2 separate regions of the Homo sapiens genome follow, and region 1 is linked to region 2. The links are chromatin loops, found by intact Hi-C in ENCODE. Cell type or tissue: adrenal gland. All regions are shown on one strand.

Region 1 (2,500 bases), 310 kb before region 2:
ATTTTGAGACAGGGTCTCACTCTGTTGCCCAAGCTGGAGTGCAGTGGCACGACCTCAGCTCACTGAAACCTTTGCCTCTCAGATTCAAGAGATTCTCATGCCTCAGCCCCCCGAGTAGTTGGAACTTCAGGCATGTGCCACCATGCTTGGCTAGTTTTTGTATTTTTAGTGGAGACAGGGTTTTGCCATGTTGACTAGGCTGGTTTCGAACTCCTGACCTCAGGTGATCCACTCACCTCGGCCTCCCAAAGTGTTGGGATTATAGGCGTGAGCCACCACGCCTGGCCTACACATTGTATTATATACTTGAAAACAATTAAATAATCAGGAGAACTGAACCAATAATGTGCAGATTTTCTAGTCAATGTGCATAAATTAATATATATGTAGATGCATGAAAATAAAGAATCCAACTTTTGTACCACTTTGCATGTGAAAGCAGTATTGGAGCAAAACACATTTTGAACACTTTTCTATTTTCTGTGAAATATTTTGCAAATGAGTTTTCAAGATTCTTGTTCTGTGCCTCTGGTGGAGTCCTTCCTTAAAGTGACACGTTTGTATTCCAATGTGCAAAAAGGGAATTAATGGGCTTACCCCTTAAATTTCTTAAATGGGATACTCCCAGCAGAATGCCTAAGGAAAAACTAAATAAATAAATGAACACACAAAAAATGATTATCCTCAGTCTTTCCAAGGCCCCCTCTTGCCTCCACATGTATGGATTTATGTCTCCCAGATTTCACAGGTTAAAGTCCTACCCCCTTGTATCTCAGGATGTGACTTTATTTGAAGATAGAGTAATTGCAGATGCAATTAGTTAGGATGTTTTCACCAGGGTTCACCCTCATCCAGTATGACTGCTGCCTTCATAAAGCAGGATCTTTGGACACAGGCATGCACAGGGAAGATGATGTGAAGACACAGAAAGAAGAGCCATCTCCAACCAAGGAGAAAGGCCTGAAACACATCCTTCCCTCACAGCTCTCAGAAAGAAACAATCCTGTTGACATCTTGATTTCAGACTTCCAGCCTCCAGAACCATGATAGAAAAAATTTCTGTTAAGTTGAAAAAAAAAAGATTATCTTCCTGCAAACAAAAATGTAATAAGTTTTAAATGCACAGATGAATTCAAAAGGAGAAAGGAAAATGTTATGTGCCAAAAATGAGGTGCCAACTGATCCCCAGAGTGCTAGGTGCATAAACTCACCATGCAGGTTATGGGGGTCTCAGTCCTTGTAACTGAAGAGTTCTATTTTAAGACTTTTTCAGGGGCTGGATATGAAGTCTAGGATTTGACTGGCCTTTGGATCTAAGATCAGTACACAAGCCAAAATTCTTGAAGAGCTATCCCATTGAGAAAAATTATATATTAAGGGGAGAAAAGAGGAAAACATCTGCTAGTACAGGGCAACAAGGGGGATTTTTCTATCTGGGACCTGAGTGAAAATAAAAATGAAACCCAACAAGAGTGGTCTTTTCTGAGAAATCAAACCCCTGGTTCTACAGCTTACAAATTAAGGAGCCAAATTTACACTTTACTGCTGACACTGACACTCCAAGCTGAAGAATTAACATAAAAATTGGTCTTGGGTGGGGGATACTCTTGAATCTCTTGCAGAAGGCTTTGCGAAACTATGCTGGAATTAGAGTACAAGATTCAGGTCACATGGAAATCCTCCCGCAAAATAGCTCAAAACACAAGAGGAGATTTAAAAAAAGGGGAAGTAGAACTTCTAGAATTTTGTATAATAGAATAATCTGAGAAGACTGTAGAATAAGGTTCTGTTTTAAGATGCAAACAAAGAAATTGAAGCAATAGGAAGAAAATACTGCTTTAAAAAAATCAAATAGAATTTATTGGAAATAAAAGTTTCACTTGTTCCTAAGAACAACTGATAAGGTAAAAGAAGTGTCTTTATAGATTATCTTTTACCTGATAAGGTAAAAGAAGTTTATTTATAAATTATTTATAAAAGAAGTTCTTTATAAATCATCTCGCTTTAGGCATTCTGTTATAGAAACACAAAATGGACTTAAACACAGGGAAAACTAATCTACTATGGTAGAGGGGAGAATACTTTTGTTACTTTTGCAGAAAGTGTTGACAGGAAAGGACAACAAGGAAACTTGCTGGGCTCATAAATGTTCTATATTTTGATCAGTGTGGTGGTTACACAGGTATATAGACATATAAAAATTGTATGCTACAATTTCTAAAATTTAATGTACTATATGTAGTTTATACCTCAAGAAGAGGTGAAAAAACAAAACCATTTATCAATTGGGTTTATTCAAAAAGAAGAAAAAGGAAATAATATCTGCAAGATATCAAACAAGGAGGTCCTAATTCTCATTTCTTTCACAAAATAATGAATAAACAACTACATGACAAATAAAATAACGAAGGGGGAGCTCTGGAATATAGCGAAAGAGTAGCACAAACCCTGTGGAGCAGAGCAACCTAGCATGGCTGCATAGAATAGGGTGGGAAACACC
Region 2 (2,500 bases):
CTTATCCCTAATATCACCTTAAAACTTAAAGACTGTCAATATCTGTTAGAGTCAGAGTGAAAAAGAATTCTGACATCACTGAGTTAAACATAGTGGAAATTAAGTTGCTGAAAATAAAAAAATGTATATTCTTTAAATGATAACTAAAAATATGCATACATACCCTTATTAGTTTTTAGGGATATTCGTTGAAAATGAGGATTTATCTTCACTCAATTTTAACATAAAATCTAAAGATTACTTAGAATTATAAAACATAATTTAAATAAAATAAAAATATATATAAAATAAACATTAAAATCAATATAAAAGGCAACTAGGAAAGTTTAACAATTTCTAACATTTCAAAGACTTCTTTTTTCCCTTATTGTTTTTTCCTTATTGTTTGTCAATTTCTAATTTAAATACATTAAGAATTAGGGCCAGGCATGCTGACTCATGCCTGTAATCCCAGCACTTTGGGAGGCCGTCACGGCCAGATCACGAGGTCTAGAGATCGAGACCACCCCGGACAACATGGTTAAACCCCGTCTCTACTGAAAATATAAAAAATTAGCTGGGCGTGATGGCACACACCTGTAGTCCCAGCTACTCGAGAGGCTGAGGCAGGAAAATCACTTGAACCTGGGAGGTGGAGGTTGCAATGAGCTGAGATTGTGTCACTGCACTCCAGCCTGGGCCACAAGAGAGAGACTCTGTCTCAAAAAAAAAAAAAAAAAAAAAATTAGAAAATCACACATATCTCAAATTCTACATTACAGATCAAACTGTCTTTCAATAATTCTTTGGTTTATCTTTATCTTAGCCAATAATTCCTCTTTTATCTATTGTTATTAAATTCCATTTGATTTTCTTATCTTTTGTATCCAATAGAATTAGTTTCTACTGTATATAATATACTAACAAAAAGTAGCACAGCTTAAACAAAATAGAAGTCTATTTCCCTGCAATGTGAAAAAATCCGCATGTAGCTAGTCGTTATTTTCTTAGAGAGGGTACAAAAAATTATCATAGTTCCTGATGACTTCTGTCTCACAGCTCTGTCAATTTTATATTTGTTTTTCAAGATAGCTTCCAGGACTCTGACATATGTGAATATTCTGTTGACTGTATAGCTACAAAATAGAAAGTTTCCTAAGAGTTTTAAAAATATAGTAATCTGTACGTTCCTGGTGCTGTATGCCCTAAAGTCAAAAAGACCTTTCTTTTTATTTACTTATTTTTATTTTTTTATTTTTGCGGGTACATAATATGTGTATATATTTATGGGGCACATGATATATTTTGGTACAGGCATGAAAAACAGCTTTCTTCAAAACAATTTATAACCTATTTCTATATGCATATCATTGCTAATATTATATTGCTCTTCTTAGATTGCTTTCCGGGTAATGCAGGATAAAGCAAAGAGACTGATTGGTCTTTTGCTTATGACAGTTTGATTTTCTCATGGTATTTTGATTATAGCGTCTGTAACATACCTAAGAACTGGGATTCTCTGTGCGGGATAAAGAAAATATACAGTTCAGATGGACTAGGTTACGTATACACTGATAATTGTGAATTTGAATTAGAATTAAAAGTACAAATTCTTAATGTGTTTTGTGTTTAAAATATATATTATAATATATAATACATATATATTTTATATGTATACATATATGAATTTTTAATACATATATGTATTTTTAATACATATATTTTAATACATATATTAAATCCATATTTAATACATATATTTTAATACATATATTTTTAATACATATATACTTAATAACTCTGAAGCTGCCTAGAAAAAAATGGCCCACCTGGTAGCAATAACTACCTCTATCGTGCCAGGCATGGTGGCTCATGACTGTAATCTCAGCACTTTGGGAGGCTGAGGCAGGAGGATCACTTGAGCTCCGGTGTTCGAGATCAGCCTGGGCAACATAGCAAGATCCCATCTCTACAAAAAATTAAAAAATAATTAAAAACACCTCTATCATGGTCTACAGATACCATTTCCTACAGGCTGATTCCAGACCTGGGGCAGAAAACGTACAAGATGAGCCTGGATACTGTACCATACCATAGAACAAGAACACTATTATATATGACTAGGGTCTCATCAAGAGGATTTAGGAGCTGACTTAAAAGGACTCCCACTGGCCAAAGATTGTTATGTAAAAGAATAAAAACGGCAAATGATTCAAACATATTAAATATGTTTGTTCATGAGTTCATAATGATGCAAAAATACGTACATACACATGCACAGAGAGAGAGAACCAGAGGGAGGGAGGACAGAAAACATCTATTGTGTCATCCTCACCAGATTCTAGGGAAATAATTTATTATTTTGGGAACCAGTAAATAAAGAAAAGAAACAAGGCATTTGTTTGCCTTGTCTACATCAACTATACCACTGGATAATCTAATAAAAGATCAGGAGATGTTTTTCTTTATACAGATAGTCTAACTAACAAAAAACAAATGAATGATAGATTAGAAATTCACA

Evidence for each region. A loop is a pair of places that touch in the nucleus more often than their neighbours do. Peaks named below come from ENCODE experiments on the same cell type or tissue, not always from the same donor. Only the 100,000 strongest peaks of a DNase experiment are listed, where the experiment ranks them.
Region 1: it touches region 2 in a loop (2.4-fold over the local background); 16 of 110 quality-filtered maps call a loop at or near these places.

The regions. Positions count from the first base shown.
Region 1 is chr21:14,413,619-14,416,118 of GRCh38, forward strand. No RefSeq gene overlaps it. Among named protein-coding and RNA genes, the nearest start is that of HSPA13, 32 kb to the left of the region's middle. RefSeq lists an enhancer at 1,631-1,770. In adrenal gland, no CTCF peak of the experiment used is centred here; no DNase peak of the experiment used is centred here.
Region 2 is chr21:14,723,700-14,726,199 of GRCh38, forward strand. No RefSeq gene overlaps it. Among named protein-coding and RNA genes, the nearest start is that of SAMSN1-AS1, 140 kb to the left of the region's middle. In adrenal gland, no CTCF peak of the experiment used is centred here; no DNase peak of the experiment used is centred here.